7 separate regions of the Homo sapiens genome follow, and all the other regions are linked to region 6. Evidence: chromatin loops called from intact Hi-C (ENCODE). Cell type or tissue: endothelial cell of umbilical vein. All regions are shown on one strand.

What was found. A loop is a pair of places that touch in the nucleus more often than their neighbours do. Peaks named below come from ENCODE experiments on the same cell type or tissue, not always from the same donor. Only the 100,000 strongest peaks of a DNase experiment are listed, where the experiment ranks them.
Region 1: a loop joins it to region 6, with 4 times the contacts of the local background. A loop is called at or near these places in 35 of 110 quality-filtered maps.
Region 2: a loop joins it to region 6, with 5 times the contacts of the local background. A loop is called at or near these places in 11 of 110 quality-filtered maps.
Region 3: a loop joins it to region 6, with 8 times the contacts of the local background. A loop is called at or near these places in 48 of 110 quality-filtered maps.
Region 4: a loop joins it to region 6, with 4 times the contacts of the local background. A loop is called at or near these places in 6 of 110 quality-filtered maps.
Region 5: a loop joins it to region 6, with 3.0 times the contacts of the local background. A loop is called at or near these places in 30 of 110 quality-filtered maps.
Region 7: it touches region 6 in a loop (4-fold over the local background); 5 of 110 quality-filtered maps call a loop at or near these places.

What each region holds. Positions count from the first base shown.
Region 1 is chr12:124,679,904-124,683,903 of GRCh38, reverse strand. No RefSeq gene overlaps it. Among named protein-coding and RNA genes, the nearest start is that of NCOR2, 110 kb to the right of the region's middle. RefSeq lists enhancers at 2,223-2,292, 2,483-2,552. In endothelial cell of umbilical vein, a CTCF peak has its summit at 2,358; DNase peaks (open chromatin) are centred at 1,783 and 2,343; H3K27ac peaks cover 2,430 bases.
Region 2 is chr12:124,712,031-124,716,030 of GRCh38, reverse strand. No RefSeq gene overlaps it. Among named protein-coding and RNA genes, the nearest start is that of NCOR2, 150 kb to the right of the region's middle. RefSeq lists enhancers at 1,900-2,544, 2,545-3,190. In endothelial cell of umbilical vein, no CTCF peak of the experiment used is centred here; DNase peaks (open chromatin) are centred at 2,210 and 2,790; H3K27ac peaks cover 1,989 bases.
Region 3 is chr12:124,051,651-124,055,650 of GRCh38, reverse strand. The region is part of intron 2 of ZNF664-RFLNA (ZNF664-RFLNA readthrough); the gene reads right to left. Among named protein-coding and RNA genes, the nearest start is that of ZNF664-RFLNA, 80 kb to the right of the region's middle. In endothelial cell of umbilical vein, a CTCF peak has its summit at 1,613; a DNase peak (open chromatin) is centred at 1,590; H3K27ac peaks cover 357 bases.
Region 4 is chr12:124,624,215-124,628,214 of GRCh38, reverse strand. No RefSeq gene overlaps it. Among named protein-coding and RNA genes, the nearest start is that of NCOR2, 59 kb to the right of the region's middle. In endothelial cell of umbilical vein, no CTCF peak of the experiment used is centred here; DNase peaks (open chromatin) are centred at 894, 1,724 and 2,144; H3K27ac peaks cover 1,906 bases.
Region 5 is chr12:124,516,875-124,520,874 of GRCh38, reverse strand. All of the region lies in intron 2 of NCOR2 (nuclear receptor corepressor 2), which reads left to right. Among named protein-coding and RNA genes, the nearest start is that of NCOR2, 49 kb to the left of the region's middle. In endothelial cell of umbilical vein, no CTCF peak of the experiment used is centred here; DNase peaks (open chromatin) are centred at 404, 1,684, 2,204 and 3,424; H3K4me3 peaks cover 971 bases; H3K27ac peaks cover 4,000 bases.
Region 6 is chr12:124,764,685-124,768,684 of GRCh38, reverse strand. No RefSeq gene overlaps it. Among named protein-coding and RNA genes, the nearest start is that of SCARB1, 97 kb to the left of the region's middle. In endothelial cell of umbilical vein, a CTCF peak has its summit at 1,508 (motif pointing right); a DNase peak (open chromatin) is centred at 1,554.
Region 7 is chr12:124,421,422-124,425,421 of GRCh38, reverse strand. It overlaps NCOR2 (nuclear receptor corepressor 2), which reads left to right. Exons shown (of 49, transcript NM_006312.6): 14 at 2,867-2,921. It overlaps LOC124903044 (a long non-coding RNA gene), which reads right to left and starts at 2,110. Exons shown (of 2, transcript XR_007063508.1): 1 at 1,810-2,110; 2 at 835-1,201. RefSeq lists an enhancer at 2,505-2,799. In endothelial cell of umbilical vein, no CTCF peak of the experiment used is centred here; DNase peaks (open chromatin) are centred at 2,001, 2,271 and 2,581; H3K27ac peaks cover 2,319 bases.

The DNA of each region.
Region 1 (4,000 bases), 85 kb after region 6:
AGAGGGTTGCTGTGGGCCCCACAAAGTTTGGGAAGTACGGGCGCCCAGCCTCGTTGACTGTGCTTATCATCTGTGCAATGGGGACAGCCTCAGGGGGCAAGGATCTCTCTCCAAAAGACATTTTGGAATTTCTCACAGCCAGTGCATGTGGATTACATGAGTACATTTTTAATAAGGAAAAAAAAAAGAAAGTTAAGGATGCTATTTCTGAAGGGAAAATATGCAGGAAGTTTTTAAGACCCTGACTCCTCACACACCCCCTCAGGGGCCGGCTTGCAGTTTAGAAGTGAGCACACGTGGGTAGCTCAGCTCTGCGGAGGAGGCTGTGGTCAGAGGCAGCTGCCTGGCGGAGGCTGGAAGGGCCCCTGGACATTTATCAAGGCCAGGATGGGGAGACATGCTGCTCCCGACCCCAGAGGCCCCACTCATGTTACCTGGCGGCTTTGAGACAGAAGTTCCTCAGCAAAGCAGGCTCCTTCCTGCCTGGCATTATGAGCAGAGATTAAGCACTCTGTTGACACACAAAGAAACAGCCCCATCTGTAAAATTCCGCAGCAGGGCGAGGCTTGTCAGGCCTTTAATACAGGGGCCTGGAGGCTCCTGAGTGTTTACTAAGAGCTCAGCCTGATGGGGATGGAGGAGAGGACTCTCTCAGTTCAGTAGCATGTTTTTACTGCGCACCTACTGTGTGCCCGGCACCATTCTAGACACTCAGGACGTGGCAGGTAGATAAATAAATGAACATGAGGATTGGAGGCAGTTGTGAGTTCTACGCAGTTGTTAAAATTGTTTGATTTGATAGAAAGTGAGGAGGTGAGGGGGTGGGGCTTACCTCTGAAGAGGTAACATCATCTGTACAGAAATCGAAATCGAGTTAGAGAACCAGCCATGGGCTTGTGTGTGGGGAGGAGCCTTCCAGCAGAGGGCACAGCAGGTGCAAATGCCCTGGGGCCGTAGTGGGCTTGGCATGGAGCTGGAAACTAGAGGTTTAGGAGGAAAACGGTGGGAACAAGGTTGGTAAGGAGGGTGGGCTAGATCACGCTGGGCCTTGTCAGTCGCTGTAGGGAATCTGGATTTCCGGCATTTACTTCCTCGTACACCGAGCACGTGAGTTTTAAGCACCAGTTATGTGCAAAGCAAGGAAGTTTGCTCAGGGTGCACTTGCTGGGCATTTATTAATTTCACTGAGAAGACGGTGCTTCTGTTCATGCGGCCAGTGCAGGAGCTGGGCCCACCTGTCACTTGGCCACAGCTGGGGAGCACAGGCCCGGAGCAGGGTTTGGAGATGAGAAGTGGGCTGAGCCCCAGTGCTGGGCTCAGGGTACCGAATGTTAGAAGGCAAGCCCTCTCAGGGTGCCAGTGCAGAGGGGCACCTGGGATGCCTGACATGCCTCACCCAGTGCCAGACCTGCTGAGGGCACTCACGGTTCAACCCGGGAGGCCCAGGAGCAGCTCAGGCCTGGTGGGAGATGAGGGGTAGAGATGACCTCCCTGAGCCAGCCTGAGGCCAGCTATGTTCATGAAGCTTCCAGCGTGCTGTTTCCCAGGAGGGCAGCTCTGGGAGCCTGAGAAGGCAGGGAAGCTGGAGCTGCCCCTCCCCCAGCCCTGTCCTTCCCAAAAGCACAAGCACGTATGTCGCAGTTCACCCATGTGTGGTGTGTGTTGGGACTACTCACAGGTCACAGGTGGGGTTGTGTTTCCCGAAAACACATGTCCGGGTCCTAACCCCTGGCAGCTGTGGATGTGACTTTATTTGGAAATAGGATCTTTGCAGATGTGATCAAGCTGAGATGAGGTCATCAGGGTGGACTCGCGTCCAAGATGACTGAAGCCCTCACAGGAAAAGGGGAGATACGCACAAACAACGTGGAGGCAGAGGAAAGGCTGGAGTGACCGATCTGCAAAGCCAGGAAGGCCAAGGGTCGCAAGAGCCACCAGGAGCTGGAAGAGGCAGGGAAGAATCCTGCCCCAGGGGCTTTGGAGGGAGCAGGGCCCTGCTGGCACCTGGATTGCAGGCTTCTGGCCTCCAGACCTGTGGTTTTAAGCCACCCGCTTCGTGGTACCTTGTTACAACAGCCTGAGAAGCAAACGCGCTGCATTTAGTGGGTGACGTTCCCTGGGGGTCTGGTTAGGATGCAGGTTCTGATTTCATAGGTCTGGGGTGGGACCCAAGACCTGGCTCCCATGCCCGGCGGATGCTGCTGGCCTGGGGGCTACGCTTTGAGTAGCAAAGCTTTGAAGGACGACTGGCAGCGGCCAGGCCAGCCCCCACCCCCACTTCTATGGGGCTCACAGACTGTCATAGTGTTCATTCATCCCTCAGGGGAAATGACTCAATCCGGGTCAGGGGTAGATCCCGGTTAGTCTAGCCAGGGGTCAGCAAACTCTTTCTCTGTAAAGGGTTGAGTCACTCTTCTAGGCTTCTTGGGCGTCTCTGCGGTAACTCCTCAGTTCTGCTTTTGTCACACAAAAGCAACCACAGACGATATTAAAAAAAAGGGTGTGCAGCTTGGGAGGCTGAGGCAGGAGGATCGCTTGAGCCCAGGAGTTCAAGACCAGCCTTGGTAACATAGCAAGATCCTCATCTCTACAAAAAAATTAAAAATTAGCTGGGCATGGTTGTTTGTGCCTGTAATCCCAGCCACTCAGGACGCTGAGGCAGGAGAATCGCTTGAACATACGAGGCAGAGGTTGCAGTGAGCCAAGATCACGCCACTGCCCTCCAGCCTGGCAAAAGAGCGAGACTCAATCTCAAAAAAAAAAAAAAAAAAAAAAAGGATGTGGCTGGGCACCAATCAATCTTTATTTACAAAAACAAACAGGCTTGGGGCCCGTGAACCACCGTTTGCTGACCCTGGGCTAAGCGTCATGGCCACCCCATCCCCCTTCCTAGATATTCACGTGGCCTAACCCTAGCCACTGTGGCGTGGAGGGGACTGTGCTGGGGGATTTACAGGGAATGCTTACCTGCTCTTACCTATTTATTTATTTTTTTCTAAGATAGGGTCTCCCCAGTAGCTGGGACTACAGGTATGTGGCACCATTCCTGGCTAATTTTTGTATCGCTTTTGGTAGAGAGGGGTTTCGCCATGTTGCCCAGATTGATCTTGAACTTCTGGGTTCAAGCGATCCATCCTTCTTGGCCTCCCAAAGTGCTGGGATTACAGGTCTGAGCCACCATGCCCAGCCTACCTGCTTTTAAAAAAGAGAGAACCAGGCAGGGTGCGGGGGCTCACGCCTGTAATCCCAGCACTTTGGGAGGTTGAGCTGAGCGCATTGCCTGAGGTCAGAAGTTCGAGTCCAGTCTGGGCAACATGGTGAAACCCCCCCCTCTACTAAAAATATAAAAATTAGCTGGGCGTGGTGGTGCACACCTGTAATCCCAGCTACTCAGGAGGCTGAGGCAGGAGAAGGCAGGGAGGCTGAGGAGGTGGAGGTTGCCGTGAGCCGAGATTGAGCCACTGCCCTCCAGCCTGGGCGACAGAGCAAGACTCTGTCTCAAAAACAAAACAAAACAAAACAAAACAGACAAACAAACAAAAAACAAAAAGGGGGGAAGAGATGGCTGCCTTATCTTTGACTGCACTCTGTCTTGTTGGGATGTGATGACCAGATCTGCTGCAGCCATCTTGAGGCCATGAAGGGAGTCCCAACACTGAGGGGTGGCAGAAGAGAGAGGAGGAAGCGCCTGGTGCAGATGCCACCAATGAGCTGCTGAGTCACCCAGCCCTGCAGCTCCTTTGCTCCGGGACCTCCTCTCATGGGGAGAATCCATGTTCATCATGAAAGCAGTTGGAATTGGGATTTTTCTCTAACTTGCTACCCCAGGCATCCTGAATGCTACAACCTGCTCCGGGTGCCCCAGGCCCTGGAGCCGCTCATGGCCTCCTGTGCAAGTCAGCACCCTCTCCTCCGGGCCCTGCACGCAGCCACCACGCCGCAAGGGCAGTGAAAAGCTGACCTGGAGCCTAGACATTTGGATCCCTGCCCCAAGCCCTGT
Region 2 (4,000 bases), 53 kb after region 6:
TGTCTCTGCAAGAAAGCAGATTGTTCTCTTTGCCGACTCCTGCTGGGATCTTCTCTCTTCCTCTCCTCCCACCTCTTCACAGGCGGAAGCCATAATTATTTCAATGCAACATCCCTGTCATCAGCCAGCACTTTGAGCAGGGGACACAGTCAGCACTGTTTGGGATCCCACACTGTGTGTACACAGTGATTATTCCGGCATCGAGGGCAGATAATGAAACCTGGAGTTGTGTGTCTTGAGACACCTCTGCTCACTACTCACTCTCTAGACACCAAGAAAATTCGACTTCCCGCCACGCCCAGCCGGGCCCTGCAATGGGCTCCCAGCTCCTGTGGGTGCAACATGAGCCTGGTAGCTCCCAGGCAAACGCTGAGCAGCAGGCGAGATCATGGTGGCCGCGGTGGCCACAGTCTGTGAGGTCAGAGCTCCCGTTAGGCGTGGGCTATCTATGGGTTTAATAAGCCAAGGCCTTCAGGGCAGGGCCCACAGAGCAGGAATGTCCTGAGGCTCAATATTCCAGCCATTTGTTCCTGTCTGTTGTCTCTCAAACCAGATCCTCTGCCACTTCTGAAGGTCCCTGCAAAAGAGGCTTCTGCCTCTAACCCTAAGCAGCCAGCCCAAGCCTGCCATGTGGAGAGAAGGGGACAGGGAGGCAGGAGTTGCAATCTGTGCCCCGTGTGCCCCCTGTGCCATCACCCTGTACAATTGTGGCCCAGGCAAAGCTCCTCTCTGTACCTCGGTCCCCTTGTCTCAGGAACAGGATCTCTTTCTTTCTTTCTTTCTTTTTCTTTCTTTCCCTTTCCTTTCCTTTCCTTTCCTTTCCTTTCCTTTCCTTTCCTTTCCTTTCCTTTCCTTTCCTTCCTTTCTTTCTTTCTCTCTTTCTCTCTCTCTTTCTTTCCTTCTTTCTTCCGTCTTTCTTTCTTTGTCTCGGGAACAGGATTTCTTTCTTTCTTTTTTTATTTTATTTATTTATTTTTTTGAGATGGAGTCTCGCTCTTGTTGCCCAGGCTGGAGTGCAGTAGCATGATCTTGGCTCACTGCAAACTCCGCCTCCCGGGTTCAAGTGATTCTCGTGCCTCAGCCTCCTGGGTAGCTGGGATTACAGAAACGCGCCACTACACCCAGCTAATTTTTGTATTTTTAATAGAGACAGGATTTCACCACATCTGCCAGGCTGGTCTCAAACTCCTGATCTCAAGTGATCCACCTGCCTTGGCCTCTCAAAGTGCCGGGATTACAGGTGTGAGCCACCGCGCCCGGCTGAGAACAGGGTTTCGTCTATTTCTCATTAAGTTGCTGATGGCTCCCTTTCAGGATTCACCGCCACAACCAGGCCTCCCTGGCACCTTGTTTTAAATCACAGCCCTCCTGACCTAGATCCAGGGCCCCAGAAGCAGAGCCAGAGAGAGAGGTTTTTACAGGAGAGGGAGGGAGGGCGGCCTCAGCCTGGACCCACGGGGGGCTCTGATATGTGAACTCCACCAGGGTTTGTCCCATCTGTAGCCAGGTGGGTCAGGATGTGTGTGTGTGTGTGTGTGTGTGTGTTTTGTTTTTTGTTTTTTGCATTATTTTTGAGACAGGGTTTCACTCTCTTGCCCAGGCTGGAGTGCAATGGTACCATCACAGCTCACTGCAGCCTCCACCTCCAAGGATCAAGCGATTCTCCTGCCTCAGCCTCCTGAGTAGTTGGGACTACAGGAGTGTACCACTGTGCCTGGCTAATTTTTTTATTTTTTGTAGAGACTAGGTCTCACTATGTTGCCCAGGCTGGTCTTTAACTCCTGGCCTCAAGCAATCTTCCTGCTTTGGCCTCCCAAACTGCCAGGATTACAGGCGTGAGCCACTGCATCCAGCCTTGCTTTATTTTCAATTGTGGTAAAATACACATAACATAAAATGTACCACTTTAGCCATTTTTAAAGGTACAATTCAGTGGTATTAAGGACATTCACAGTGTTGCTTGACCATCACCACTCTCCTGTTCTGAAAGGTTTTCATCACTCCAAGCAGACTCTGTCCCCATTAAGCAATAACTGTCATTCCCGTCCCCCAGCCCCTGGTAAGCGCTAACGTACTGTCTGTCTCTGTGAATCCGCCTGCTCTAGGCACTTTATTTAACCGGAATCATGCATCTGGCTACTTTCACTTAGCATCGTGTCTTCAAAGTTCATTTACGTTAGAGCCTGAGTCAGAATTTCCTTCCTTCCCGCCGCACTTTCATTTTGAATAGACTTTACTTTTCAGAGCAAGTTGAGTTCACAGGAGTGGCATTCCTCTTCACGGCTCAACAATATCCCCTGCATGGAGGCGCCCCTCGTGTTATTTGTCATCTCCTGATGGGCACTTGGGCTGTTCCTACCTTTTGGCCATTGTGACTGGTGCTGCTGTGAATGCCTGTGCACCAGAATCTTTCCTAGTCCTTCCTCTCAGGGGGCCAGGCTTCTGCCCTCCCCTCCGTCCTGCTCCCCGTGTCAGTCTGTTTTGGTCACTGGCTGTGGCCTGGGAGACACTCCCACTTGGATGAAGGCAGTCACCCCCGGCGGTGCTCAGGGTGGAAGGGGGCCAGCAGGGGAATCCGGGTGGTGCCAGGAGTGCCCTGCATCTCCCCGTTCCTCCTGCCTTCCCTGCTTTGCTACCCCCAGTACTTCTCACCTTCTGACACCCCCGGCATGTGCTGACTTCTTGGGCTTCTTGTCTACTTCCCCCTAGAAAGCACCCAAGGCCTGGGGCTGTGCCTGTTTTGTCACGGCTGGACCCACCCTTCCTGATACACAGTCAGGCTCAACAAATATGCATGGGATGAATGACTAGCACGCGCGCACACACGATCTCTTGGAATTCTCGCCGAAACTGTGATGTCACTGCTGCCGTCATCCCCATTCTACAGAGAAGGAAATGGAGGCTCAGGAACGTTGAGTGAATTCCCCAAGGTCACAGAGCTTGCGAGCGGCAGAGCAGAGACAGGGGTGCAGAGCTGCCCCACGCCTAGCACTTCCCAGCCGGAAGGCTTGGCCTGTCTACATGATGAGCTGGACACCTGTCAAACACATGTCACTCACACTAATTCGACTCTGCGTCTTTGGAGAGAGAGAAACTTCGATACCCAGCCAATGGCCAGGCCATTGCGCTCAACTAGTGAGGGTGAGGACCTAAGTGTGCAGTTTCCACAATTGCGTCCCTTCTCTCGTGCCCCTCTTTTTTATAATAAAAAATAATTTTAAATCCCAGCACTTTGGGAGGTTGAGGCAGGCAGATCACTTGAGGTTAGGAGTTTGAGTTCATCCTGGCCAACATGGTGAAACCCCATCTCTACTAAAAATACAAAAATTAGCTGGGCATTGGTGGCGGACGCCTGTAATCTCGCTACTCAGGAGGCTGAGACAGAAGAATCACTTGAACCCGGGAGGCAGACATGGCAGTGAGCTGAGATCGCAACACTGCACTCCAGCCTGGGTGACAGAGTGAGATTCTGTTTCAAAAAAAAATTTTTTTTTTAATTTAATTTTTTAGATACAGGGTCTCACTGTCACCCTGCCTGGAGTGCAGTGGCATGATCGTAGCTCACAGCAGCCTCGAACTCCTGGGTTCAAGCTATCCTCAGCCTCTCAAGTAGCTGGGACCACAGGTTTGTGCCGCTATGCCCAGCTAATTAATTAATTTTTTTTTGTAGGGACAGGGGTCTCACTATGTTGCCCAGGCTGGTCTTGAACTCCTGGCCTCAAGTGATCTTCCCACCTGTCAGCCTCCCAAAGTGCTGGGACTACAGGCTTGAGCTACCGCACCCAGCTAATTCACGCCCCTCTTAATGCGAGCATCTCAACACGCTGACGGAGACCCTAGCTGCCAAAGTTACACATTGAGAAAAAATCTACGTGCTGGGCGAGGTGGCTCACGCCTGTAAGCCTAGCACTTTGGGAGGCCGAGGAAGGTGGATCACCTGAGGCCAGGAGTACTAGACCAGCCTGGCCAACATGGCAAAACCCCATCTCTATTAGAAATA
Region 3 (4,000 bases), 710 kb after region 6:
ATTTTGTTTAACAAACCATTTATTAAACACCGACTGTATGTGATGCACTGTGCTAGGTTCTAGGGATGGGAGGGAGGGCAAGATAGATGAGGTCCTTTTCATGGTACAAATAGTGAAGCTTGGATGGCTGGCCTCAAACAAGCGATATCCGTAAATGTGGTGCGTGTCCTAATAACAGCACATTCGGCAGAATGAGACTCAGGGAAGAGGTCCCACATTTTCACTGGTCAAAACCTATTCATCTGTCCTAAGAGACACCACTTGCTATAACAAACCACCCCAGCAGCTCAGTGGCTGAATTCTATCTTCTCTTACATCATAGTGTGATGTGGGTTGGGTAGCTCTCCTGGACAGCTCTTTTCAACAAGCACTCAAGGATACTGGCTTCTACCACTTATCTTAAACATGTGGGCTCTGTGTGGAAGAGAAAGGGAAAGCTTGGATGGCCACACAAGGGGTGTTACAGTCAGACATGGAAGTGGCATATTTCTTTTTTTCTTTTTTCTTTTTTTTTTTGAGACAGAGTTTCACTCTTATTGCCCAGGCTGGAGTGCAATGGCGCAATCTCAGCTCACTGCAACCTCCGCCTCCCAGGTTCAAGCAATTCTCCTGCCTCAGCCTCCCGAGTAGCTGGGATTACAGGCATGTGCCACCACGGCCGGCTAATTTCGTATTTTTAGTAGAGATGCGGTTTCTCCATGTTGATCAGGCTGTTTCGAACTCCCGACATCAGGTGATCCACCTGCCTCAGCCTCCCAAAGTGCTGGGATTACAGGTGTGAGCCACCGCGCCTGGCCGGAAGTGGCATATTTCACTTCCACCACTTCTGACTGGCTCTATCGCATGGCCCAGCCACGTGACTCTAACCTCATTGCAACACAGGCCCGGGAAGAGAAAATGGGATGGGTGGGCATCCGGCCCGTCCCTGCAGTGTCATCTTTCAAGGTCTGCCTCCAGTGCCACCAGCTCCACGGAATGGGAGATATCCCGTCCCCTGAAGGAAGGTCCCTCCCTCTTCTCACTTGCTCTGCACTTTACTGGTGACTGTGATGGGCTTCACTTTCTGTTTTGGCCATTTGTGAGTCTGTCTGTCCCCTCCTAATTAGATGGAACCCTCTTGAGGGCAGAGATCCTGTCTAAGTCGCCTTAGCGTCTCCCATAGTATCTGCCACGCTCACGGATGGTGGGCAGCCCACATGTTTATGTGCTGAATTGAGGATGGCAAACCGCCATCACTGGTTTGAACCGTAGAGTAAAAGTTGAAATGTTCTTTTCCCATTTCTTCTCTCAGGCCACCCTGAGACCAATTCTCATTCTAAAAATAATTGCAGTGTCTTTTAAAGGGGAGATTTCTATGTGCCTATAAAATCCCACCATTGACATTTATACCTATGTTCCGTTTCTTTCTACAATTCATTATATTTTTCCACTCTTTACTTCTAGCGAATGGAAAGTGGGTTTAAAAATAGACCAGTGTATTACAGGAAAATTCTCGATCCTAGAAAAAACAGAGAGGGCCACTTCAAAGGAAGTGAGTGGAGCTGCTCTCCTGCGGGCTTGGAGGTTGAAGGACCTTTGTTTCTCATGCGTTGTGCTTGACTGCCCCCTTGCTGGTACGCAGCAATCACGGCCTGTTCTAGCAGAGAGAGGGGGGTTTTGAAGAAATAAGCTTCCCCGGAACTGCGTCCTGAAGCTGTCTGCACGGAAATATGTACAAAGGGAAAAGGAGGAGAAAGAAATGTGGAACAGATCTAGTTGATTCTCAGTTGGCATATCACAGGGAACGTTTTCTATCCCATTTCCCTGTTCAGCGCGAGAGGTGGGGGTTTTTCCTCTCTCCTTGCTGTCGCCTGCCTTTATTTTTCTGAGAGGCTTTTTCTGTTCACTTTACTCTCGTCCTGTTAAGCTGCCTCCCTCCACTCTCTCCTTGAAGCCAAAGACTCAATTCCACTCTGCCTCCTAGAGTTATGAAGACCTTGATTTTTTTTTTTTTTTTTTTAGACAGGGTCTCACTGTGTTGCCCAGGCTGGAGTGCAGTGGTGCAATCTTGGCTCACTGCAGCCTCAACCTCCCAAGTCCAAGCCAACCTCCCACCTCAACCTCCTGAGTATCTGGGACCACAGGCACGCACCACCACGCCTGGCTAATTTTTGTATTTTTTGTAGAGATGGGCTTTGCCATGTTGCCAGTTCAAGTTCAGGCTGGTGTTGAACTCCTGAGCTCAAGCCTGCCTCAGCCTCTCCCAAAGTGCTGGGATTATAGGAATGAGCTCCCCGCCCGGCCGAGACCTTCCTTGACTTTTAGAGCTGAAAAAAGACTAATCAGCAGCTTGTAGGGCTTTTTCATTTTATGGAGGGGGCATCCTGGTAATTCGTCTCTTCTTTTGTAGTTCAGAGAGCTTCCATTGGGGATTTTCAACTAAAATGCAGGACTGCAGAATCCAATTTGTGAAAAGGCTCTTAACCAGGACCTGGGAGGAGATTTTGGAGCTTGAAGGTTCCTTTCTAAGCTCAGGTTAATATATATAGGACTGAAAGCACCTCCGGAGCAGTGAGGTGTCTGGGGTCCAGACACAGGGAGATGGCGCAGGGGCACCCAGCACACGTTTCCACGTGCCCTTTCCCTTTCATCTTCTCCTCCACTAAAGACAAGGTAGGGCTGATATTTTCTTTCACTTAAAAGAAAACAGAATCCCGGGCGCGGTGGCTCAAGCCTGTAATCCCAGCACTTTGGGAGGCCGAGGCGGGTGGATCACGAGGTCAGGAGATCGAGACCATCCTAGCTAACACGGTGAAACCCCGTCTCTACTAAAAATACAAAAAATTAGCCGGGTGCGGTGGCGGGCGCCTATAGTCCCAGCTACTCAGGAGGCTGAGGCAGGAGAATGGCGTGAACCCGGGAGGCGGAGCTTGCAGTGAGCCGAGATTGCGCCACTGCACTCCAGCCTGGGCGACAGAACGAGACTCCGTCTCAAAAAAAAAAAAAAAAAAAAAGAAAAAGAAAACAGAATCTGTGGCCCTCAATCCATCATGGTAGCGCCGGGCTGGGAGCCGTCCTTTGACACGTTCATCTGGGGTGTTGGGGACTCAGGAGACAAAACGACTTCCCCCGCCTGTTATGGAAATCCCAACAACCCCTGGAGATATGAATGCCTCTTGGGAGGGGAAAATCATACCGAAGGATCAATTTGATTTCTTCATCACCAGAAAATTAGATCCCTGATGACTTGGTGTGAGTGTCCTGGAGACTCTTCGTCTGCACCTCTCCCACAGCCCAAGCTAAAGCCACCTCCCCATCCCTCAAAACCTGTCGTTTCATGGAAGCAAACAGATTTAGCAAGAGTTTTTTCAGTCCTCACTAAATGTTTTTTTCTAAACAGTCACTTTACTAGGAAGTGAAATACTAATGTCTTCACCTAACTCAACCACCTGGACCAAAGAGTAACTGAGTGAAGCCATTTCCCGAGAGATGGGAGGCAGCCTTCCTTCCATCTGCAGCATGTATTCAGACACAGACTTACAGGTCACATTTCCACAACGTCTACAAAAGCCCCAGAGGAAAGAATTAACGGGGAAAACAAGTGTTTAATTCTTCAAGTTAAGAACAACCACACACACACACATACACACACAGGCCTACGGGAAAAAACACGCATTATGCCTAAACCATTAGATAAACACCACTTCCTCTTCCAGTTATTTGAAATCCAAAAGATCTAATTATTGGATTTTCTTGCATTAGCCTGACTCCTTAAAGGAAGGAGCCAAATAAATAAAACTGAATTCACAGACCCCAAATCATTTGCGCTGTATTAAAATCTTCAGAAGTTGAAGGTGAAGGCCAAGTTTATGAATACAAATTGCTCCTATAACGTGAGGAATAAAATAACGTGTTTTAACTGTGGAAACTGAGGCATAAAGCGTAGTACAGACCTAAGAATAAACACAGGGTTGGGCGCGGTGGCTCACACCTGTAATCCCAGCACTTTGGGAGGCCGAGG
Region 4 (4,000 bases), 140 kb after region 6:
TGAAAGGCTGCATGCTATGATTCCAACTATGTGACATTCTGGAAAAGGCAAAACTATAGAGACAGTAGAAAGATCAGTGGCTGCCAGGGGACTGAGGAGAGGGAAAGAGGGATGAAAAGATGGAGGCCAGGGGACTTTTAGGGCAGTGAATCTCTGCATGATGCTACAATGGGGACTACGTCATGGTACATTTCTTTTTCTTTTTCTTTCTTTTTTTCTTTTTTTCTTTTTTTTTTTTTGAGACAGACGCTCACTCTGTTGCCCAGGCTGGAGTGCAGTGGCGTGGTCCCAGCTCATTGCAACCTCTGCCTCCTGGGTTCAAGTGATTCTCTTGCCTCAGCCTCCCGAGTAGCTGGAATTACAGGTGCCCGCCACCACACCCAGCTAAGTTTTGTATTTTTAGTAGAGAAGGGGTTTCACTATGTTGGTCAAGCAGGTTTCGAACTCCTGACCTCGTGATCTGCCCGCCTCGGCCTCCCAAAGTGCTGGGATTACAGGTGTGAGCCACTGCGCCCGGCCGGTACGGTTCTTAAAACCTATAGAACCCTACAACTCCAAGAGTGACCCCCAATGTAAACTAGGGACTATAGTTCATAGTGCTGTGTCAATATTGATTCCTTAATTGTAACAAGTGTACCACACGAATGCAAGATATGAATAACAGGGGAAACTGTGTACCGGGTTGGGGGGGTGGGAATTGAGTGTGTGTGCATGTGGAATTCTCTATACTGTCTACTCAATTTTTCTGTAAACAAAAAACTGTATTTTAAAAAGTCTATTTATTATTTTTTAAAATACAAAAACAAAAGTAAAAACCATTCTTGGCCTGCAGGTCCTACAAACCAGGCAACAGGCCAGATCTGGCCCCGGGAGGCCTGTATTTTGCTGAGCCCTGTGCAAAGGGAAGGAAGCCAGGCCTAGAGAGTTCACAGCACAGGATTCCATCAAGAGCAAACTCCTGAAAAGACAAAGCACCCCTCACATTGTCAGGCCAATCGATTGGCTGGGAAAGCAGCTTTGGGATGAGGGAAGAGTCCTCTGTGTCGATGGGGGTGATGGCTGCATGATACAGTTTCATCAGAAGTCCCATGGCTGGGTGCGGTGGCTCATGCCTGTGATTTCAATGCCTTGGGAGCCTGAGGTGGGAGGATTGCGTTAGCCCAAAAGTTTGAGACCAGCCTGGGCAACACAGCAAGATCCCATCTCTAAAAAAAAAAAAAATTTAAATTAGCTGAGTATGGTGGTGCACATCTGCACTGCCAGCTGCTTGGGAGGCTGGGAGGCTGAGGCGGGAGGATTGCTTTAGCTGAGGCGTTCGAGGCTGCAGTGAGTTATGATGGTGTCACTGTACTCCAGCCTGGGCCACAGCGTGAGACCCTGTCTCTAAAAACATATGTACTTAAGATTTTTAAAAAAGTCTTTGAATTGTATATTTAAAATGTCTACACTTCATTAAAACATGTCACAGGCTCCCACCCAACCCCCTACCCTGCTCCCGCCGACCAATTGTCAGCTTCTGGAGGTCCTGAGGTGAGGGCTCTGCCTGTGCCTTCCAGAGGAGAACAGAGGAGAGCTGTGTGCCCATCTACTGAGTGCATGAAATGAAATGAAGCCAGCAGGGCGGGGTGGATGGAACGGGGCTGGACCAGGCTCCCCCAGAGATTTCTGAGCTGGAACTTGCTGGATGAGTCAGGCACGTCAGGAGCAGAAGAGGAAAGGGCCAGGGCAAAGGCTGGGCTGGAGGAAAGGGCTGTGGCTTTGAGGAAGCAGCTGGGTGTGCCCCGGGGTGGGAAGGTCAGCGGGGCCTGGGCCCCTGGGGGTGGGGCCGTGTGTGGTCACAGACCTATTGTATTTAGTATCCACCCTGCAGGCTGGCTCTTACCCGCTGGCTGCTCGAGGTGGTGGCCTCTGGCCCTTGGGGGGTGCCGAGGTCGGAGGGAGCAGCCTCCAAGTCCAGGAGACAGGCTTTGGGGCAACCTGACCCCAGTGAAGGACTTGTCCCCACCCATCCCAGAGGAGGAGGAGTGTGGAGGGCAGAAGTTTGCCAACCGAGGCAAGAGCGGGTTCAGAAGCTTTCTGTAAAGGAGGGCATTTGGATGACGTGTGGATTTCCTATTGCTGCTGAACAAATCACCACAAACATAGAGGCTTAAAGCAACACAATATTGTTATCTCCCCGTTCTGGAGGGCAGAAGGTCCCAGTGGAGCTTATGGAGATGAGGTCAGGGCACTGGCAGGGCTGGTTCCTTCTGGAGGGTCCAGAGGAGGCTTCATTCCTTTCCTCTTGCAACTTCTAGAGGCTGCCACACTCCTTGGCTGGTGGCGGAATTGCCCTGACCTCTGTTTCCACCATCTCTTCTTCTTCTCTTCCACCTTCTCCTACTCTAACCCTCCTGCCTCCCTCTTATAAGATCTTTGCGATGACAATGGGCCCCTTGATCATCCAAGATAATCTCCCTATCGCAAAATCCATAACTTCATCCCCTCTGCAGGAGCCCCTTCACCATGGATTGAATTGTATTTCCCACCCCAAACTCACATCCTAAAGCTCTCACGCCCCAGTATCTCACAATGGGACTGTATTCGAGGACCGAGTCTCTAAAGAGGTGATTAGGTTAAAATGGGTTCGTTAGGTTGAGCCCTAATCCAATAGGCCTGGTGTCCTTTTTTTTTTTTTGAGTCAAGGTCTCACTCCATGGCCCAGCCTGGAGTGCAGTGGCACCATCAGAACTCACTGCAGCCTTGAACTCCTGGGTTCAAGCAATCCTCCTACCTCAGCCTCCTGAATAGCTGGGGACTATAAGCACACACTACCACATCTAATTTTAAAAAAAAATTTAAAGAGATGGGATCTTGCTATGTTATCCAGGCTAGTCTTGAACTTTTGGGCTCAAGTGATCCTCCCACTTCAGCCTCCCAAAGTGCTGGGATTACAGGCATGTGCCATCATGCCCTGCTTTGATGTCCTTATAAGAAGAGGAGATTAGGGCATGGCCATACCCAGAAAAGCCCGTGTGAAGACACAGGGAGAAGACAGCCATCTGCAAGCCAAGGAGAGAGGCCTTGGAGTGAACCAACCCTGCTGACACCTTGATCTTAGACCTCTAGACTCAGAAGGCGTTTCGGTTGTTTAGCATTCCCCGCCTGCTCTAACCCCAACCCCTGTCTGCGGTGCTTTGTCACGGTGGCCCTGGCAGTGCACTGCACCGTGGATGGTAACATGTTCTCAGGTTCTGGGGAGTGGGATGTGGATATCTTTGCGGGGCTGTTAGTCTGCCTACCACAGGTGGGTTCTGTGAAGGTGAGTGCCCCTCCCTCCTAGTGCCCCAGGGGAAAATGGCAGAGCCGGGCAGGGCCGGGGGGTGGGGAGGGAGGAACAACTGGCTGAGGCCTTGGGGATGCTGGAGCCAGGTAGCAGCCACTGTGCCTTTGCAGACCATCACAGGGCTGTTCATCAATGTTCCAGTTCTCCTTTTCCAGGCACTTCCCGACCCTTGGTGGGTAGGGGGCACTGCATGAGTGTGAGTGGAAGTGATGGATCCAGGCTGGGCACACACTGGCCAGTGCAAGACTTTCCAGAGCTCTCTTTCCTTCTGTCACAGTGGCCAGTGATGTTCCAGCAGGTGGCTGGGTCCTGCTGTGAGGACAACATGGAGCAGAGCCCAGGCTTACCTACAATGGACATGCAGTGTGAGTGACAAGAAACCTCTGTGTGCTGAGCTGTTGAAATCGCCAGGTTGTTTGTTACCACAGTATAACCTGGCCTATCCTGACCATTGCAGGCTCCCTTGCCTACACTTGGTAAGGGATTGCCTCCAAGAACCACATCAGCGTGGACCATGAGCGTAGGCAGATGAGGTGCATGCGAACTGCTTAGCCAGCAGCTGCCACAGTGGAAGGTCTATGTCATTGCTGCTGCTGCATGCTCGTTGTGGCTGTGATTGTCATCAGCAAAGACCAGCAACAACAAAAGGCCACAGAAGCCCTTACCATACATTCT
Region 5 (4,000 bases), 250 kb after region 6:
CGTCAAAGCTCTGCTCAGCAGACGGGCTCCAGGAAGCGGCCTGTCGGCAGATTTTGGCCAGGGGATGCTTTTTCGAAGTATGGAGGGGTGGTCGCCGTCGAAGGCTTGCGTGATGGGGAGTTCTTTTGCTGAGCAGATAACCAGACACTGGCTTATTCTGAATATGAGTTTGGTTTTGGCCACAGGCTCTGTCTGGGGGCTGCTGCCTGTGGCTGTTTCTGGTGTTTGATGATTTGTGGTCTTCATTAAGTCACTCAACAAACAATTTGCTGCGGAGTGTCTGGCGGGGAAGACACAGGAAGCAGAACGAGTGGCCGTGAAGAGACATGCCCAGTGTCAAACCTGCCCATAGCACACAGTCGCTCTGAGGGGGTGGGAGGAGTTACCGTGGATTCCAGGGCCAGCCTTTGGCGAAGGTCTGGATGCAGGTCTGTGTCCAAAACAAACAAAAATGAACAGAAGGAGGTGGTGAGGCCTGACTCGGCCGCTCTCAGGCACCGCTTCCTGGTGGTGTTTGCATGGGGCCAGTTTGGCCTGGGTGTCATGGTCCCGCCTGGTCTTGGCGACGGTCTGGGCGGGAAGATGGTGCTGGATCTTTGGGCTAAAAATATGCCCGTGCCTTCCTGTGCCTCAGTTTCCCTACCTATAAAAGAAGGCGTAAGAGTAGCAGAATCCCACCTTTGGCTTTGGGGCAGGTCTACGGAAACCCCCCAGGGGTGTTTCCTGGGGAAGGCTAGAGGGCCAGCTGTTCACAGGAGACATCTGGCTTCCAGGGGCCTCCGCAGCCACTATGCTCATCCCCTCGTGGCCAGTCTGGGCCCCCTGCCAGTCCAGTGGCCACGGGCCCCTGTCACAGGCAAATCTGGTCTTAGTCCTGAAACCCTCCTGTGACTCCTTGTGGCTGAATTACCACGTGGATAGCGGAGACAAGCCAGGCTTGCCCAGTTCAAGTCCCAGCTCAGCCACTAGCTGTTGACCTTGGGCAAGTCACCTACCCTCTCTGGGCCAGCCTCCTGCTCTGTCTGTGTGTGGCGGCTCAGGGGCATACCTGCCTATGCCGCGGTGGTGTGAGGCCAGCTGGTGAACCAGGGGACCCGCTTAGCACAGTGCTGGGCACACAGTCCGAGCTGCTGGGCTCGGTGTGTGTGGCCACTGTTATTGTTATTAATATTATTACTCTCAAGATGCTCCTGAGAGTAAAAAGGATGACAATGTTATTGCTGGAGTTGAAGGCCAGGCCCAGAGTCCATCTGACCACTTCCCCTCCACTCCTATTAGCTCCCTGACCTCATCGTCAAACTCTCCCCGCCTCGCCCCTGCGCCCCGGCCACACCAGCCTTCTCTCTGCTTTGACAACACACCCGCGTGGTCCAGCCTCCAGACCTTCACATCTGCCATGCTTCTGCCAGGGGTGCCTTCCTCACATCTGCACCCCCAGACCCTTGTCATCATGTGGGCTGCTGTCCAGGGACACATTCTTAGGCCCAACTCTTGGCTGCTAGGGGCAGGGAAGTGAATCTGGAGACCCTGGTGGAGCCTCCTCTGCCTCCTGGGAGCTCCAGCAGCTTCCTCTGGCGCCTCATCTCTGCTTTCCAGAGCACTTGGAGAAGCAGAGCTCAGCCTGCCCCTTCTACGGATGGAAAGTTGACACCCAGAGAAGCTCAGACTTGTCTCTGAGTCACACAGCTAATTGCAGCCAAGGTTCAGACTCCTGGCTGACTACCAAGCCATCATTGTTGGCCTGTGTGTGTGTGTGTGTGTGTGTGTGTGTGTGTGTGTGTGTGTATTATTTGGCCACGTCTTCTTTTCTAGGCCTGTCACCGAGATGACCCCAGATCAGAATGCCAGTGTGAGGGGGTCACGCTTTCTTTTCCTAGGATTAAAAGGAGGACAGAAATATTTGCAAGGGAGAGCCTGCTCCTCTGGCCATCTGGCCCTCGGGACAGAGGACGGGGGAGGGATGGGCCGAGGCCTGGGTTCGGAACCAGGCCGGAGCCAAGGCGCCAGAGCTACGCTCAGGTTGGAGGTGCAGGTGCGGCTCGAAGCTGGACAGTCCGGGCTGGGAGGAAGCGGGTTAAAGTGGGAGAAGCGGGGCTGGAGCTCTCTTTCGCCTGCCAGCGAGCGAAGAGCCGAGCTATAAAAAGGCCTCACAGTGTTTCAGCTCCCGAGTGTCGGCTGGAAGCCCGCCAGGGTTACCATGGCGATGAGGAATTATTACTTACTGCCAAGGCTGGGAGAAAAAGCTCGTACTTTTGGCTTCCAAACAAGAGGAGTGGACTTATGTAATTCCCTGTGTTTATAGGCCCAGAGTGGCAGAGGCGAGAACGGATCGCTGGAGGCCCGACGTCTCGTTCACGGCCCAGCCGTGGGGTCAGGCGGCCCCGCACTTGTCGCCGGTGGGCCTTGGCCTGCCCGGGTTTGGGGGGCATCGGGCTGGGAGCCTGGGGGGCCTGGCCTGGCCCTGCAGGGCCTCCAGGGCCGGGATGGGAGTCGTAGTCTCGCGGGAAGGTGAGGCCGCCCTCTGGGGCCGCCCCTCTGCGGGTGTCATCCTGGAGGAAGGATGGGTCTGATGTTGGCTGTGGTGTGCCTCCTGGAAGCCGGCAGCACAGCCTGTGTGTGTGGACTCTGCTGGCCCGCTGGCTGGCACTTTTTTTCTTTTTCTTTTTTTTTCTTGTGAGAGAGTTACTTCAAGTTGTGTTTGGAGCTGACGTGAGCGAGGTTGGTCATGTGCTCGGGTAAGAGAAGTCGCCGGGCTTGGAGTGGGCAGGGAGGTGCAGTGTGGCTGGGTCACCCCGGCCGGGGGAGGTGGGCGCAGACTGGGGTGGGGGGCTGTGGCCTGCAGGCTCTATGCAGGGGCGCTGATTGGGGGCCGAGGAATTCATCTGGAAAGAGCCCCAGTTCTGTCGCTGGAGGTGGTGGCCAGGGCTGGGGGCTGAGTGGCCGGCCGCAGGTCAGCCAATGGGGGCAGCTGGACCCTCCCCTGGCAGCGCAGTGTTGTCGGCCCTGAGCTCAGCGGGATGGTGGGCAGGGCTGTCTCATCGGACGAAGTTGCTGCAGTCACGGAAAAGAGCGCTCGGAGGCGCTGGCCGGGCAGGCCGGGGTGAGGCTTCTTGGCCGGCCCGCGTGGGAGGGGACCCGGGTGGGCACTGTGCTCCTCTCCTTGGTGCACATCCGGCGTCCCTGGGGGGGAGCATGGCGAGCCTTGGGGGCTCAGGGGGCTTCTGTTCCCGGAGTTGACTTCAGGAGGGCATGTGATCGTGGGCGCTCCCGAGGCTCTGCCCTGGGGCTCCGCGGTGGGCTCAGGCAGGGGAGAGCCAGGTGCAGGCAGCGCTGCAGCCCGGCCCCGGCGCCCGGCTCCCCACCGAGGTGGCGCTTGGCTCGGTGCCCATGTCTGGTTTGAAATCAGCGCCACCGGCCCAGGCTTGCCCAGGGACTTGGCAGCGAGGAGCCGGGATAAACACTGGAAAGTTGGAAGGGCTTCCCGAGCTCACAAGGAGCCTTTAGTTGCAAACCGGGGGGATGAGGGAGTGATTTGTCCTGAGGTCTGGGTGCGCCGCGGCCATAGGGAGGTGGCGGGAATGGCTCCTGGGGACCTCTGAGCCCAGGCTGGGGAAGGGAGGGGGCTGGGCTTCCAGGCAATGTTGCTCCTTTGCCACAGACCTGGGTTTGAGTCCTGGCTCCGTCCTCTCTATGCTGTGTGACCTTGGGCGTGTTGCCTCCCCTTTGCAGACCTCAGTTTCCTCGTCTGTAAAATGGGGCACAGTGGGGTCTACACAAGCATGGGACTGACGGGAGAAGGAGCTGCAGTTTTAGGGGGAACGCGGGGCAGACTGCCTGGGTTCCTGTCCTGGTTGGACACTTCCTGGCTGTGTGACCTTGGGCAAGTCACTTACTGTCTCTGAGCCTCAGTTTTCCCATCTGGCAAATGGAAGTTGCATCTTTCCCCACCTCATAGGCTGTATGGCTTAAGGGAGTGAATGAAACCTGCCTTCTAGCTCAT
Region 6 (4,000 bases):
GATGGTGGTGGTGGTGGTGGTGGTGGCCTGGGCCAGGGCGGAGCAGTGGATGAAGAAGGGACAGATGCGGGGTGTATTTTTAGGGGCTGGAGCTCATAGAACATGGTGCTAAACTGGATGTGGGAAGGGAGGGGTGAGGACGCGTCCAGTGAGACTCTCAAGTGTCTGAGCCTGACGGCCAGGGGGAGGGAGGGGCTGCTTTTTGTTTGTTAGTTTTCATTTGTTTTTGTTTGCTTGTTTGTTGTTTGTTTTCTTTTTTGAGACAGAGTCTCGCTCTGTCGCCCAGGCTGGAGTGCAGTGGTGCAATCTCTACTTACTGCAACTTCCACCTCCTGGGTTCAAGCGATTCTCCTGTCTCAGCCTCACAAGTAGCTGGGATCACAGGCGCCCGCCATCATGCATGGCTGATTTTTGTATTTTTAGTAGAGACGGGATTTCACCATGTTGGCCAGGCTGGTCTCGAACTCCTGACCTTGTGATCTGCCTGCCTCGGCCTCTCAAAGTGTTGGGATTACAGGCATGAGCCACCGCGCCAGGCCATTTTCATTTGTTTTTGAGACAGGGTCTCTGTCACCCAGGCTTGAGTGCAGTCGTGCGATCATAGCTCACTGCAGCCTCGACCTCCTGGGCTCAAGTAATCCTCCTGCCTCAGCCTCCCGAGTAGCTGGGTCTACAGGCACATGCCAGGACACCTGGCTAATTTTTAAATTATTATTATTATTATTATTATTATTATTATTATTATTTTAGAAAGAGAGTCACACTATGTTGCCCAGGGTGGTCTCGAACTCCTGGCCTCAAGCGATCGGCCCACCTCTGCCTCCCAAAGTGCTGAGATTACAAGTGTGAGCCAGAGGGAGGTGCCACTAACTGAGGAGGGAGGCAGGAAGGTGGGGCTGGGAGCAAGTAGGGCCCCGATCCCCCAGTGCAGACCCGGGCTTAGCTCAGCATGGATTGAATGGCTGTGAACTCCCTGTGGGGGCTGCAGAGGGAGGAGTCAGGACACTGAGGTTGTTGTGTCACCCACACCGGATTCATCCCCTATCCCGGTCCACCCACCCCCAGGGCATCTGGAATGTGAGAGGCCAGAGAGAGAAAGCACCACCAGGAATCCCAACGTAGCAACAGCACAAATAACAGCAGCCCCTTTTGATGCTCAGGGGAGCACATGTTTCATGGAGCTATCCAGTGACCTGTACAGCAGGGAGACTTGAGGGGACCATTTCACAGATGGGAAGACGGAGGCTGAGGGGTGAGGCTATATTTGCAAGGTGGATCTTTTTTGTGTGTGTGAGCAATTGGTCGCGCTGTCTCCCTCTTTAGACTTTACGCTGCTGAAGGCAGGCACCGAGTTCTGTGGGGTTCGTGGTCCATGGGCATGCATGCAAATCAGTCTTTGCTGAGTTAATGAATAAATGATCTGGGGTGTAGCGAGGCTGGGGATGTGGTTGCGGGAGGGGAGTTCTGCAGACCTGCCCAGGGCCTGCCAGAGGCTGCACGTGCGGATTGTGGCCGCCAGGGGGCGCTGTGGGTCCAGCCTTCAGGGCGGCCCCAGATTCAGGGAGGCCCCAGCAGCCCGGGTCTCTCTGGCGGTCCCAGGGGCTGGGAAACGTCTGTTGTTTGAGGCTCTGGACATAGCAAAGATAAAAAATGAAAAACTGATGAACTAAGGCTGCAAGAACTATGTTCTCTTGTATGTTTACATGTAAAAATTTAACAGCTTCCATACATGAAATAGTCATGCAATATATTTTTGTGAAGTTACAAGGCTTGCAAAATTCTTAATGAACCATGTCCAGAGAGGGCAGGATTTAGAAAGGGGAAATTATCACAGTTCTTTTAATCTTGGTGGTGTGGGGCTCTAGGACAGTACATTCAAGATCTTCTCCAAAATCTGATTTGTGGTGTTTTTGTGAACTCAGAGTCCAGGCCAAATGGCTGGCTGTGGTCTCCCAGGGATGGGCAATCCTGATCCAAACCTCAGATGCCCAGAAGATATAAAATCTCAACACTGGGCCAGGCGCGGTGGCTCACACCCCTAATCCCGGCACTTTGGGAGGCCGGGGTGGGCAGATCACCTGAGGCCAGGGGTTCAAGACCAGCCTGGCCAACATGGTGAAACCTTGTCTCTACTAAAAATACAAAAATTAGCTGGGCATGGTGGTGAGCACCTGTAATCCCAGATACTGGGTAGGCTGAGGCAGGAGAATCACTGGAACCCGGGAGGTGGAGGTTGCAGTGAGCTGAGATTGTGCCACTGCACTCCAGCCTGTGCGACAGAGTGAGACTCTGTCTCAAAAAAAAGAAAAGAAAAGAAAAAAAAAGAAAATCTCAATGCCGGCCACTCCCAGCCCAGTCAGGCAAGCTCAGCTCTGGCATCCTGGCTTGCTCTCCTGGAACAGACTGTTGCTAGCATTCATTGAATCTTTCTGAGTGCCGTGCACTATTTTAAACCCTTGGCATATGCTCACTTAGTTTTCATCATAACCCAGGCGAGTGCTGTTATCATCATCATCTTCATTTTACAGATGAGGAAACTGAGGCACAGAGAGGCGAGGTCATTGTCCAAGGTCTTATGGCTGGAAAGGATCGGAGTCTGGATATGAATATTGGCCACTGGTTGGGGGGCATACATGCTTATCAGCTACTCTGCATACCTCCTCATTGACTGGGAACCAGAGCTTGCTGTGGGTGCTGGCTGAGGCATCCCACTTTATCTTATCCCTTATCCCAAGTGAAACTCAACTTGGGAACCCAGCTTCAAGAAACATAATTTCCAGGCAAAGGCAATGAATGCACACAGGTCCTGGCTCTAGAGCTTCTGAGGAGCCTGGGAGAGGAAAGGAGGTTGCAAGGCTCATTTCCCCCAAATCCAGTCCCAGCTCCATCTAGAAAGAGGCCCCCCGCATACCAAGCATGTGTCCAATCACTCCAGAAAAGCCCCTGGCAGGGGAGCATCCAGGCTCATTCCAGAGAGGTCAAGAATGGGAGGGGAAGAAGAGGAGTAAGAATAAACATGTCTAAAAATAGTGCTTGGATCTCCGAAACCCACAACAAAACAGGAAAGAGAGGGCAGGAGAACTGGGAGGGAGAAGCCTGGAGGTTTGGCTGAGGGAAGAATAAGGTGCACTGCCCTGGTGGGGGCTGTTTCTCTGACTTTCCTCTCTGAAGTCTTGGGAGCTAGGCTGGATGGAGGGTCTGAGCATAAAGGCCAAATATCTCTGGAGTCATGAGTGTTTCCAGATTTCACAACACGTTTGCCATGAAGCCTTAGCCCTAGCAAACTTCATAGCATTTAGAAGTCCTCGACTGAGGCAGAGGGAGGCTTTTAAGAGGGAGCTTTTTTTTTTCTTCCCCCTTTCAGGAACAGATGTTTGAGCAACATTGGCCATGATGCACATGTTTCTGCAAACCAGATCTCACTTACCTCCTCAGCTTCCATTGCAAAATGGGACTTCCACTCCCCTGGGAAAACATCTCTGCAGATGGACTGGAACAACTTGGCATGGAAGGTATTAAGCCTGAGGCTTGTGGTTGGGCCTGCAGTGGTTTCTCAGAACTGTGCAACACCCTTCTGGTCTCTGGGATTTTCCCTCTGCTTCTATGACCAGCCTCATCTGTTCTTTTCTGGGCCACAGGAATTTCTTCCATTTCAGGGAACAGGGACTCTGAGATTAAACACTGGCATCTCTGGTCATGCACTGTGGTGTGCTTGGCCCTGTGGTCTCTCTGTCTGTGGCAGTAACAGCTGTTTGAGGGAAGGACATAGTTTCCTTCATGATGTCAGCCTTGGAGATTAGGCAGATGGCAGGGTTTGGAAGCTAGAGCTGTGTGCTGAAGAAGATTGGATTCACTGTGTCCCTCAGGCAAGTCACTTTGACCCCTCTGTGCCTGTGTCCACTTCTGTCCAACAGGAATTCTAATTCCTGCCCCATCAATTTCAGATTCTCATGAGGATCATTAAGAAAAACATTTTATGCACTTTCAGTTGAAAATAGTT
Region 7 (4,000 bases), 340 kb after region 6:
AAAAAAATCTCATAAGGTTTTTTTTTCCTTTTTTTCTTTCTTCTTTTCAAGACAGAGTTTCGTTCTGTTGCCCAGGCTGGAGTACAATGGCACAATCTCTGCTCACTGCAAGCTCTGCCTCCCGGGTTCACGCCATTCTCCTGCCTCAGCCTCCCGAGTAGCTGGGACTACAGGCGGCCACCACCATGCCTGGCTAATTTTTTGTATTTTTAGTAGAGATGGGGTTTCACCATGTTAGCCAGGATGGTCTCGATCTCCTGACCTCGTGATCCGCCCGTCTCGGCCTCCCAAAGTGCTGAGATTATAGGCGTGAGCCACCACGCCTGGCCAAAAATCTCATAAGGGTTAAAGAAAGTTTACGAATTTGTATTGGGCCGCATTTAAAGCCGTCCTGGGCTGCATGTGGCCTGTGGGTTGGACAAGCTTGCTCTAATCACTTGCACGTAGAGGGCTGGGTTCCCTGCCCAGGACATAGAGCACCTCCTCAGGACCTCAGAGCTCTGGGAGGCAGGAGAGTGGGAAACTGAGGTGTGGACGGAGGCCTCTGTGCTTGGCCAGGAGGGGACGCAGGGAAGAGACTTTGTCACTGCCCGACGTTCACCCGGCAGGCTACTGAGCTGCCTTGGGGAAGACCCTGCCTCCGGACAAGAGCTTCCTCCAAAGCAATGACACTCCTTCCCCAGTGCCCTGGGCTTTGGTCCAGGGTTGTGGCCCCAAAGAGGTGCCAGGCAGGACCTAAGGGATGGGGTGACTCTGGGTCCCCGGCAGGGGTGAGTGGACCCGCAAGTGCAGATACCGAACTCAGAAAGGACACAGTGGCTATCCAGGAGGGTCTTTGGTGGAAAACATTTTTTAAGAGTAGCTTTTGATTATGGAAATGTTGAAACGTCCATAAGAATAGAGGGGTGGGGTAATGAGCCCTGGAGTGCCCACAGCACCGAGTGAGTGGTCCTTCACAGGAAACAGCGCTTGGTTCCTGAGCAGGAATACTCGGTTACTTAATGGCTCGTGCCTGCAGCCTCACCATAGCAGGCACGATCTTTCTACGTCAAATCAAAGTCTCCGTCGAATGCTTCTTACAGTTTTGAACGAGGGAGGTGATGGTGGGACGGTCACGGGTGTTAAGAATTACTGAATTACTGTTGCGTTTGAGATTCACGTTCCCCCTGGTAGGCATGATGTTTTAGTGTATGTATTTTTTCTGAAATACAAAAAAAAAGGTGTTCTGGGAGACTTTCTGCGGCTTCAGCCTTTCGGAAGATCTCATGTGGCTCTGCAGGTCTGATAATGTCACCCTCTGTTAATTCAGTAACCGAAGGGTGGGGGACCCAGGCTGGGCTGCTATCTGCCGGCCCGTGGGGCTGGCGTAACTTCCATCCTGTGTGAGCCGCAACTTGGCCACTTGCATGCCTCAAGGACTGTGGGCTTGGTTTGAGGTCTCATGTGCAGAGGAATTGATAGCACTCGGGGCTTTGAAAATCACCTACTGACGGCATGGGGCTCCACCACGTGCTGGCCATGTGACCATTCCCCCTCTGAACCTCAATTTCCTCGTCTGTAAAATGGGTATAGCGACAGGGCCTCCCTTGTGAGGTATGCAGGGCATAGGAAACTTCTAATAAACGTCTTCCAGGGGTGCAAGTGAGGTATTGAGGGAGGGGAACAGGGGACCTAGGAGATTCCCAAGTTTGATTCCTGGTCTCTTGGGAGCCCCCACTGTGCCTGGGGAAACCCCGTGGGAGGGGTTTGCAGGGAAGGAAATGTCACTGGGACAAGGAGAGGGAGCGGAGAGGAAAGGACTCTCCCTACCTGGAAGAGAAGGGCCTTAGGATGGCTCCGGCCTTGCCAGCCGCCCGAGGTGGGATCCCAGGCCAGGGAAGCCTGCCATTCCTCACTGCGCCGCTTCCACCGGGAAGAGAGCAGAGACTGTTCAGGATCCTCGGATGTCTGGCTGGGAAGCAGGCGCGGGGCCTGCTGGCCTCCTGCCCAGCCATCTGGAGGGCCAGGCAGGTCGGGCACTGGTGCTCACTCAGCCTCCCTCCGTGGGAGCCCACAGTCCAGCCTCACTAGCAGCCAGCCGCTGCTCTCCCTGCGAAGGCTGTGGGGCTGTGGCACGTCGCCGGGACGCCTGGGCCTGGGGCCAGGGACTCCACCCAGCACCCCTGGGGTGGAGCAGGCCTTGACCCACATCCCCGCCCCCACCATGCTCCCGCTCCTTTGGCCCTCACATTTCAGCCTGGGCCCAGTGGTTTCCCAGTAATTCTCCTGGCTACGCAGGAAGCCAGTTGGGACAGTGCCAGCGACCCGCCACCGCCCTCCGACTTAAGTCCATGCTTGCCGCCTCCTTGGCTGGCCAGCCCCCTCCTGCTGCCCCACGGGCACTCAGAGCCTCTGCTCCCAGCTCTTCTGGGGAGGCCCAGCAGCCTGGTGAGCTATGACCCCACTGGTGGGGCCCTGCCATGTTCCCAAGCAGACCCTGTGTGGGCTGGGTGAGGCCCTGCTTCCCAGATCCAGCTGGAGAGAGAAACAAAAGTGGATTTTAAAGGGGGGGGAACCCCACCAAAGAGCTGCATGTCGTGTCCTCATTTTTCCTGGAAGCCGCCTCCAGCAGGACAAACAAATATATTTTCAAAGGCGCTAAAGCCAGTGACTCACTCCAAGGAACGCCCTCTCTTACCCCTGGGTCCCCACCCCTCCCGTCTGCCGCAGCAGCCCTTCCCACACCCCCCTGGGCTTAATTGCTCCAAGTGGGGCGGTGCCCGCCAGGCCCGGCCAGTGGGGATGGCAGGCGCCTGGGAGCCGATCGGCTGCCCCGCAGGAAAGCCCCCCTCGGCCAGGTCTCACGCCCACCCTTCTCGTCCCGCAGGTTCATGCAGCATCCCAAGAACTTTGGCCTGATCGCATCATTCCTGGAGAGGAAGGTGAGTCGCTGCCCGCCCCATACCCCTTCGGTCTCCACCTCCGTGGGCAACTGCGTGGACTCAGGGTGGAGGCCCTCCCTCCTTGCCCACAAGGCCCTGGCCTGCCTGGCCCCTTGCTCCAGCTGCCATGCTCCCCTCCTCCCTCCCTCCCTTCCTTCCATCTGGGAGATAGATCAGTGCAGGCCCCGCCCTGGCCTCCTGGGCCCATGGAGGAGGAGCCTCAGGTTGCTGAGCACCTGGGAATCCCGAGAACCCCAGGGAGAGCTGCACGGCCAGGCTTCCTGGAGCCCCGTGTGCCCGACGGGTCTCCTGCCAGCTCCTCAAAGGCCACGTGGAGCGTCCTTGCAAACTGGGGGTGGATTCTGGAAGCACTACGTGCCTGGCATCCCAGTGAAGTTTTCGTAGGCAGGAGTGGCGTGCCTCAAAGGGACTGGAGGGACCAGCTTTTCTAGGTCCCTCTGAGGGTCACTGACTGCTTTCTGACACCTCTAATGCCAAACCAGACGTGTGGCCTGCAAGTCCCCATCTTCTTTGGACAAACCTTTGTGTGGACCTGAGGCCTAAAGCCCACTTTGTGTCAAGCCCAGGCCCGGAGCAGCTCCAGGTGGCCGGTAGACACAAAGTGTCCCCAGAGAATGGTAAAGCCGTTGTTTTGCACCCACAAGGCTGGTTGGACTGTGCCTGGAGAGGCTGCAGGTGGGAGAAGGTGGCTGGATGAGGCTGCATGTTGGACGTGGCCCCTGGGCCTTCCCCCAGCATCTTGGGGTCAGAGGAGAAAGGCTGCCGTCCGTGTGTCTTAAGCAGCATTCCCCTGAATCACGTTTCTCAGAGATGGGGACCTGCCCACCCCAGCTTGGTGGACACCCTGCTCGGGCTTCCTGGTTGTAGGAGGGAGGCCAGGAGGATGAGGCACTTATTTTAAAGGACAGCTGTTCCCAGCGCCTGCCCCTCATGAGCTGATAACCGTAGAAGGAGAGAGACCGAGCAGAGTGGGGAAAAATCTCTCCATGCCTGAAAAACCAGTGTGGAGAAACAAGCCCTATAAATAGCCCATCTTCTGAGTGACGACGTCTCCCTCA